Regions from separate parts of the Homo sapiens genome. Here region 2 is linked to region 1. A link is a loop called in an ENCODE intact Hi-C map of the cell type or tissue named here. Cell type or tissue: mammary epithelial cell. All regions are shown on one strand.

Region 1 (5,000 bases):
ATTGTATATAAAATACACTTGCTGTGATAACATTCTTTTTACTTTTGTAAATGCTTGAAATTTTCATATCTTTTTTTCCCCAGAACTTTTTCTTTCCCCCAGAGCTTTTAATGCTGTCATCGTCCCTCTCTCTCTCTCTCTCAACTACCACTGATTTAGTTTAGGTCCTCATCTCTTCTTTTCTCTACACTGGTCTCCCTGCTTCCATTTTTGCCCCTTTAAAGCCCTCAATCTTTTATAGACCTGTCACAGGGTCTCAAGAGTCCTTCTTAGCGAAGTATCAGTTTTCTGAGTCTTTGCAATTTCCTGACTGCATAGGAAAGCAAAAATCATTATGATTTAAAAGGTTTTACTACTGCTGCTAATTATTATTATAGAAATGTTTATTGAACATTTACTGTGTGGTAAGCACATTTTTCAGCACTTAACATTATTAATTTATTGAATCCCAAAACATCACTCTATGTATGTGCTGTTATCTCCATTTTACAGATGAAGAGGCCAAGGGAAAGTGAAGTTTAATAACTTGCACAATTTCACACACCTAGTATGTGGCAGAGCTGAAATTCCAACCCAAACTTCCATCAGAGAGTAAAATCCAAGTTCTTGTACATTTCATACAAGGGCTCTGTGATCTGCTGCCTGGCTCGTTACCACCCATGATTCTGAATTTCCTGCCTTCCATGGCATTCTCTAGAATCACCGAGCTTCTCGTTGCAGCTCTGTATCTGCTTCTTTCTCATCTAGGCAGCTGCTCTGCCTCCTTGGCTTCATCCCTCTCTGCTGGCTCCCACGGGCTCAATGGCCTCCTTGCCACTTCAGTGCACCAGGCCTGCTCCTACCCTGGGCCATTGTTCTAGGAAAGAGCCTTTCTGGGCTTGACCTCAGAAGACCTTTTTTTTTTGAGAGTCAAGGTAAATTATGTAAATTATTTATTGATGACAGAAGAACACTATCTTAGTCCAGTTTCTGTTGCTATAACAGAATAGCATAGACAGGGTAATTTATATAGAAAAGAAGTTTATATCTTACAGTTCTAGAGGCTGGGTAGTTCAAGGACATGGCATCAGCATCTGATTAGGATATTTGGGATGCATCATCCCAAACAATGGAAAAATGGAAGGGCAAGTGAGCACATGCAAAAGAGAAAACATGAGGGGCTGGGCTCACTTTATAACAACCCACTCTTATGATAACTAACCCCCTCCCACCATAACAGCATTAATTCATTCATGAGTGTGAAGCCCTCCTGACCTAATTACTTCTCACAGGCCCCCACCTCTTAATACTGTTGCAATGGCAATTAAACATCAACATGGGAAAATACCTTTTTCAATTGACATCCTGCCTCTACCACTTATTAGTTTTTAGACCTTATGCCCTCTCTGAACCTCAGTTGCCTCTTCTATAAAATGATCATAAAACCCAATGTCCTACCTTCTTAGAGTTCTAGAGTTCTATGAATAATCTCTACAAAGAGCAGGTGCCCCTTGAAAAACATGATTCTGGAACTAAGGGGGTGTAAAATAACACATGCTTCCTTTACATTGTTTTTTCCTTCTTCTGCTTTTATTTCCCACATTTTTATTTTCAAGATCTCCACATGGTTTGATGACGACCACAGCACCTATTCTAGCTATTGGTAACAATTTATTGAGTAACATCATCCATATGCTCCCTGTGCCCCAGCATGTTTCATGGGTGTTGTTTTGGGTCACTCAGGTTGTTTTCAGATTGTTCATGAGTGAGCGAAAAGTTTATTTGCACTGTTCTCAGGGCCATGTCCAGGGAGCTGTCTGTGTTGAATAACAGCATTCACTTTTGATTTAAGAATTTTATCTAGCTAGATCAAGAAATAGCTGATGGTGACTCTGGAAATCCTTGTCTCAAATTATTCATGCTAAGAAATACCACAAAAGAACCCTGGGCCCCAGTTTCTCACTTTCCTCTAACTGGAATGTTGCACAACTTTCCTTGCCCTTCCCTGTCCCTCCAAGACACGTCATGCTGACACCTTGCTCCCATACCCCAGGCACGGTGTAGCTGGGGTTGCTGCAGCAACAGCACACAAGGAGTAACATTTCCCAGTGACTACAGTGGCTGGGATGAGTCAGTTGAACATTTCACTGGGTTTTTATTAGTGTATGATGCAGTCCCATGTCATCTACAGTTCCTAGCCTGTCCAAGACTTACACGGGATGATGTGGAACACTCCATGCTAATCACCTTCAAATATTAGATGGTCAAGGGTTCTCTCACTGAAGTCACTGCATTGCTGGTTCCTTCCACAGCACCCCTTACTAATATCTACAGTAAGAGGCCAAAAGTAAAACTCAGGCCCCACTGCTGGAACACCATTTCTACTATTGCATATCCTGTGTGCCTAAAAAGCAACAGTGACCCTGGCTGATGATCAAGAAGCCCCTCTTTTTACCCAGGGAGTTGGACAATTGTTAACATCCCAGAAGACATATTTTTAACCCAGTTGCTGGGAAGAACATGTGCTGAAGTATAAGGATGGAATCACTGTAATTCTCTATGGGAACTCATGAAAGTGGAACTTGCCGTTTAATATTGAACGACACTGAGCACAGAGTTATTGATGATTTCTAATGCGGGATTTGGTTTATTTTTCAGACACGGAGATGACTTGATTGTGACTCCATTTGCTCAGGTAAGCACAGCTTGGTGAATGGGCAGGTTTCTCACAGATGTAAAAATTTAATTTGGGGAATTAGTTCGGGTTATTAATTTAATTTAATTTTAAATCAAGCACAAGTACAAATACAAATTCTTGGTTCATTCAAGCAATTCAAAAGCAATGCTAGAGAAAGTGACTTTGGCTATATTAATCTGTTTCCTATAAACCCATAGTACCAAAGAGTGTCTTTGCTTCAAATAATAAATTAGCTAAGGGATATACTTAATTGGGCTCATACTGACATAAGCACTAGAAGCAGAAGGCTATATCATGGCTTAAGTTATGTTTAGTATAATTAGGTACATGATCAGTGCTTGAAATTCAATATTCCAATTCAACCCAATACCTTATTTATCTCTTTTTTACATATGCCATTTGTGCAGAGATTTAGCTGAGTGATGTGTTGATGTTTACTTCTTCCTTCTAGGCATACAAATCATGAAAATACTTTAACCACATGACATATGTGCAAGCAGGTGATAACATGATCTAAAATGTTTGGGAATATAAATATGAAAGAGTTGATGACCAGATGTTCTATGTATAGACCAATACTTCTCAACCCTACCTGCACGTTAGATTAACCTAGAGACCTCTTATCCCAGTGCCCAGGCTGCAGCCCTGGTCAATTAAATCCAAAAATTTGGAGATCTGTTACAAGCATCTGTATTTGTTAAAGGCCTTAGTATTTTTCTAGTGTGCAGGAGAAGTTGAGAGTCTCTGGTATAGACAACTAAGGGCGGAATGAGATAAAACTGATTTAACCTGGGGCATGAAGCAGGTTTAAAACCAACACTGATGAGTAAGAAATGTTAAATATTAAAATGCAAGTAATCCTGAGAGGTTGTAAAAATTATAATCAGGCCTATATCATACATCAAGGTGCTCTTGCACCTTGGACAACTCACTTAAATTTTCTGGGTCCTCTTTTTTTTCAACTGGTAGAGTTAGGGGACTGAGCTGGATGAAAGACAGTCAGATCTAGTTAAAACCCTTTCACCGCCTCTTGCCAACTCAATGGACTTGAGCGAGTCACTGAACTTTTCCAAGCCTGGTCTCTTCCTCTGTTAAATAACAGTTCCAAGAGTACCCACCTCATAAGATTGCTAAGACACTGAAATAATACCACGCTTATAAAATGCTAGGCACAATTGCTTGAAAATATAATATTATAAAAACTTTGTGATTGGTTTAAATGTATAGAGCTGAAAATGTTCTTTCATTTCTAAAATGTCATAAGTATTATTTTTTAAATGGATAATAGGGTTTAGATAGTAGGATTATGTATAGTTCTACTTTTTAAAACTTTCCAAACTTTTATTACTGTAACTTAGACCTATAATATAATCAATTCATAAGTAACATAATGTATAATAGTAACTTTTTAAATTAATGCAGGCAATTAAAAATAAAATACAATCACCATCCTTTTCAGATGGTTAATATCTTGTTTGCTGAAGGTTTTGCTGGAGATTATGAATTCTTTCTAGTACCTGTATTTCTGTGTCCAAAAAATTTACACTTGTATGATTTAATAATATGATGTGATAGCAAAATCTTATAAAGCTGAGGGTTTTTAATTGATTACTATTGAAAACTTATGGCCGGGTGCGGTGGCTCGTACCTGTAATCCCAGCACTTTGGGAAGCTGAGGTGGGTGGATCACCTGAGGTCAGGAGTTCGAGACCAGCCTGGCCAACTTGATGAAACCCTGTCTCTACTAAAAATACAAAAAAATTAGCCAGGCATGGTGACGGGTGCCTGTAATCCCAGCTACTTGGGAGGCTGAGGCAGGATAATTGCTTGAACCCGGGAGGTGGAGGTTGCAGTGAGCCAAGATCATGCCACTGCACTCCAGCCTGGGTGACAGAGCAAGACTCTGTCAAGAAAAAAAAAGGAAAGAAAGAAAACTTATAATTCTATATCTAAGACCTCAGAGAGAGGTGAACAGACAAAATATGGCATAACAATGTAAGTAACATCATCAAACATAGAACCAATCATTCCAATTTGAGTTCATTCAAGTAGCTATTCTTGTTTCTAACCAAATGATCTAGGTATTATTATAAGAAAAAATATATATAAATATTTAATAACAAATGAAAAAAGGTCTGTGTATGATATATGGTCTTTTACATCAAGTAATATTTATTAAGCTGCAACAAATAGATTAGTAAATTGGACTTGAACCCTGCCATCAGTGCTCTTAAATTCCAAGGAAATCTAGTCTTTTACCTGATTAGATATTTTCTGTAGTGTACCTATAATCTCCAAGGAAAAAAAACTAATGGAATTTCAA
Region 2 (5,000 bases), 100 kb before region 1:
GAGTAGAGGAAAAATGCCATCAGGGAGAGTTTTCTCTACACCCTATAGCTCCTAGATGCTTTTTATTTAAGACATTCAAACCTTGTGAAAAACAAACAAACACAAAAATCTTTTTATTTAAGACGGTCAAACCTTGTTCAAAACAGCACAGACATTAACTCGGAATTTAGGATTTATTATTGATTAATTGACATTATCTTCAGTCTGTTCATATTATTAAGTGATATAAGTCAGGTACACACACACATGTATGGGGAGTGTGTGGGAGTGTCTGCATGAAGTATACTGTCAGAAAATATACTCATTTCAAAGAAACACTGATTTAGGCCCTGGCAAATAAGGAAACATTTCTATTTCTTCTAGAAATAACACATTCATTTGCCAACATCTGATCTATCCATATGACCTCTTAATACACACATGAAATAATAAAGTGTATTTTTCATTCATTTAATAAGCATGTGATTCACGTGACACTGTAAGCCTTTTTTTTTTTTTTTTTTTTTTTTTTGAGACAGACCCTTTTTCTGTCGCCCAGGCTGGAGTGCAGTGGTGTGATCTCTGCTCACTGCAACCTCCACCTCCTGAGTTCAAGCGATTCTCCTGCCTCAGCCTCCCAAGTAGCCGGGACTACAGGCACGGGACACCACGCCTGGCTAATTTTTTTGTATTTTTTGTAGAGACAGGGTTTCGCCATGTTGGCCAGACTGGTCTGAAACTCCTGACCTCAGGTGATCTGCCCACCTCGGCCTCCCAAAGTGCTGGGATTAAAGGCGTGAGCCACTGCGCCTGGGCGAGCATTTTTTTTTATTCCAGTGTTTCTCGTTAATCTACCCCATGGCGTTTTATTTCAGGTTGTATGTATGCCAGAGATGAAAAAAGGCAAATGACAGAAGAGCAAGTATATGGAGAAAGATAGGAGGGACTTGAGAAAACTTGGCAATTTACTAAAATGAAATGGCATTGTTTCCATATTTACCAAAAACAGACAAACAAACCTAATCATTCCTCTCATTTTGATCAGCTTTCATGTATATTTTCTAGGCCTAATCAAAATCTTCTTTGGTGTCACAAAATAATGGAAGAGACATGTATTGGTTTAGGCTCCTGCAGCAGTAGACCCCAATATAAGGAATATTAGTTGTTTATTTAGGAAATTCAAGAAACATAAGTAAAGGAGTAGGGAAGTGAGACAGGAAATGGAAGGATCTCTGAAAAAATACACATCATCAAGTCCGTTCCCACAGAGGGAAACAGGAGCTCAGTCCCCATTGTTGGGTTCTGGAAGACAGTGTGGAACAGACCCCAGAGTTATCCCAACTGTGAGATGAGGAAGCTGGGGTGCTTTTCACCAACTCTTCATCCATCACCTGCTTCCGGGGGTCATTAACAATCCACCACTCCCAGGTTATTTATGCTCAGGCCAGGCATGTAACTGCAGCCAGAAAATAGCCCTTGCCAAGACTCACAGGAATTAAAAACCTTCAGGCAAGGAGCTACTGGTCTTTGTAATAATAAGCTTTGAGAGGCGGGTATTCAGAGGCTATGGGCACCAATAACTTCCCTTATGTGAGTCATAAACACAAAGTTAATTTTGTTTGCATGTGTATACAAGTATTTTGAATGAATGCTTCTCTTTGTTTTGTGTGTTTGGAAAATTTAAACAAAATTATTATTGTTTTTGTATTGGTATTTAAACATCTGAATATGTAACATCAAAGATGATATTAAAAAGTATAAAGCAAATTATCACAAAATCAGATGTGCAGTTACATGTTTACTTGAAATTCTCTCTAGACTACATTTGAAATAGGAGCTTCCATAGGGGGAAATTTAAATTTTTTTTACAAGTTGTTTAATTATAATGTGCTTTAAAAACACTTTAGCATATCATAAACCTTCAAAACAAAATGAGTAATCATCTTCTGAGATCCATAGAAAATGTTTCTTAAATGTCACTTTCAATTACCACTTCTGGAGCTAACTTGCAAAACAATTGTGTTTCCACCAACTGAAATATGTTTTCACCAAATTTAAGATAATCTGTGGTCAGTGTGAGCTTTGTCTTGATTTAGGAGGAGGAAAGCAAAGTTCCATTTATGAATACTTTGAAAATTTTCAGAAATTCTCCTAAATTGTTTCAGCAACCAGGCCAAAAGAGAGGCCTGGAATCCCAAGGTGAGAGGAAACTTTAAAAGTTACACTTATGGCCAGGCACGGTGGCTCACACCGTAATTCCAGCACTTTGGGAGACTGAAATGGGTGGATCACTTGAGGCCAGGAGTTCAGGACCAGCCTGGTCAACATGGTGAAACCCCATCTCTACTAAAAATACAAAAATTAGCCTGGTGTGGTGGTGCATACCTGTAATCCCAGCCACTTGGCAGGCTGAGACATGAGAATCACTTGCACCCAGGAGACAGAGGCTGCAGTGAGTGAGATCATCCCACTGCACTCCAACCTAGACAACAGAGTGACACTCTGTCTCAAAAAAAAAAAAAAAAAAAAAGTTTCACTTGTGCCTTGGGGTTGGCTGCCTGCTATCATATTTTTGTTGTGTTCTTCTACCCCAAGCTCCAGTACCTCCCCTCACAGAAATCACCTCTCCTACCAACCCCAAGGGAACCCATTCCATTTTTATTAGAGAGTTCTTCTTTACATGGCCTCAAGTCTTTTCATCAAGATTTACTGATAGAATAACAGTAAATCCACATTACTCCAGGTGTCTCTTTGCCCTTACCTAGCCTTTGTGTCTATGCCATTCTTCTCAAGGAAATTGCCTTCCTTTATCAGCTTTAAAAGTCCATATTTGGGATCCCCTCTCCTGGAAACATTCTCTGACTATCCAGCCCAGATAATTTTTTTTCTCTGCTTTCTCATTATAACATTCATGATCTGTGTCATTCATTCATTCATTCATTTGCCCAATATTTCTTGAGTGCTTCCTAAGTTCAGGCACTGTTCTAGGTACTGGGGACATAGGAGGATAGAAGCCAGTCAAATTTTGCACTCACTGAAACTTTACTTTAGTAGGTAAGAATCTATAGTTTAAAAAAAAATTCACATATGAGGCCTGTGAAGCAAATAAAGCAATAATGTGGTGGTTTTCATGGACATTATGTCTTTCACTACCCGTCCCTCTTTTTGTTGTAAACTCTCTAAGGCAAGTATAACCTCATCTATACATTAGTATTTATTTACCACAAGGACCCATAAGTATTTATTGATATATCTTCCTAAGTATGTGATAATATTCTAAATAGATAGTAGATTTAATCATTGGGATTTATGTGAAGTTGGATTAAATAGATAACATGATAATTACATTTAGTATTGCATGGAAGGACACATTTTCTCACTTATAGAAGCCTAAACAAATGTCACAATGTTGATAGATTCCTTTATAGGATGTTAACTCTGAAGCTGTCGTGAAAATGTGTGAACTAGTTTCACTTTCAACTTGATCCTTTTGGAATCATGACAGATTTTGCTAGCCCTTAATTCTTCTGCAATCTTTGTTGATCCCTCCTATTTCAATCTCATAAGACACTTATCTCTCCTCCAGAAAGATCTGAAGGGTTAAGTCACCTATTTATACCTAATTACAGTGAGCCCTGTGTTGGATTTTTAAGGGATAAAAGGAAGTATCAGATCTCAGTTAACTTATGTACTGTCTACAGTGCCTAACAATGACACAGGATGACTCAGTTAAGGAGAAAAATACTCCATTTATCAGCACAGAATTCTTCCCTTTAAGCTATCATATGGTAGCTAACCTTGCCTAACCTTGCGAGTTTAACCTTGCTTTTTACGTGCATGCACGCGTGTGTGTGTGTGTGTGTGTGTGTGTTACTAATTTCTAACTGTACCAGCTCCTGAATTAATATTTGGCAACATCAATATTCCTTGTATAATGAAGAAGCATGGTCCAAGAGACTTGGATGTGACCTCTCTAAACATCAACTTACAGCTGCAAAATAAGGAATAAGTTGTAATTATTCCTTATTTGTAACAACTACCTTACAGTGTTGTTTTGAAGATTAGAAGAGAATATATAGATGAAGTACCCAGTGGACAGTAGGTATTGAATAAATGTTAGTTTCCTTCCACCTTCTCTGGCTTATGTAACAAAATTACTCATTCTACTAGTCACTCAGACTTTAGTTAATCATTAGCTAAAGAGTAACAATGCAGGATTTTTTTTTTAATAAATTGGCTAGGATTGGTTTTATGCCTGGATGGAATAGGCACTTGCCATTTCATCACAATTCAAAATTCCTCCTGAAGGCCTGAAGGCCTGAAATGTTTACCATTGGAAACTAATCCCACTGTATGGTTACTATTATTTATTATATCTATTAACTTATAAAATATTAAAATATAAAGTAAATATTACCCTACTGATGCATTAGCCACTCAACATAAATGAGTTTCTTGGAGATTAATAAAGCAGTACATCAGTATGTCCCAAACAATGGCTAAAAGGAAACCTAGTAACCACCCCGACCCCAAACTTGTTTTGTTAGGCCAGTCAGATTTTTTTTTTTCATTTTGAATTAGCATCACGATTGAAAGTGGAAAGATCTCACATATAACTTCACATTTCTCTGTACAATTGAGAAACGTTGGCTATGTTGGCTCTCTGAATAGCAGCTACCTCCTTTCAAGGTTTGTATTTACAATATTTCCCACCCCCATGAGTCCTTATTATCCTGACACTGAGGACAAATATGAGTTGCTGTCCATCAGCATTCCAAAGCTGTTTTTTTTTTTGTTTTTTTTTTCTTACACTTAGCCTACTTCACTCCCTAACACCACCAGCCTGATTTCTGAGGGGGCCTGAGGTAGGAGGAGGAGAATGGAGAGCACTTTCTCTGAGAGCCGCCATTTTAACAGATCATTAAAGACACGATATTCACATGACGGTTGCTTACTCTCTGATGAAAACTACAAAAACAGAATACACAGGGAAGGTAATCTGAAGGTGATACCTTTTTCCT

Evidence for each region. Hi-C counts contacts between places; a loop is a spot of excess contacts. Peaks named below come from ENCODE experiments on the same cell type or tissue, not always from the same donor. Only the 100,000 strongest peaks of a DNase experiment are listed, where the experiment ranks them.
Region 2: a loop joins it to region 1, with 16 times the contacts of the local background. A loop is called at or near these places in 1 of 110 quality-filtered maps.

What each region holds. Positions count from the first base shown.
Region 1 is chr5:59,191,174-59,196,173 of GRCh38, reverse strand. PDE4D (phosphodiesterase 4D) reads left to right here. Exons shown (of 15, transcript NM_001104631.2): 3 at 2,638-2,674. Among named protein-coding and RNA genes, the nearest start is that of PDE4D-AS1, 150 kb to the right of the region's middle. In mammary epithelial cell, no CTCF peak of the experiment used is centred here; a DNase peak (open chromatin) is centred at 2,043; H3K27ac peaks cover 2,308 bases.
Region 2 is chr5:59,295,623-59,300,622 of GRCh38, reverse strand. The region is part of intron 1 of PDE4D (phosphodiesterase 4D); the gene reads left to right. Among named protein-coding and RNA genes, the nearest start is that of PDE4D-AS1, 260 kb to the right of the region's middle. In mammary epithelial cell, no CTCF peak of the experiment used is centred here; DNase peaks (open chromatin) are centred at 1,502, 2,432 and 3,602; H3K4me3 peaks cover 436 bases; H3K27ac peaks cover 2,749 bases.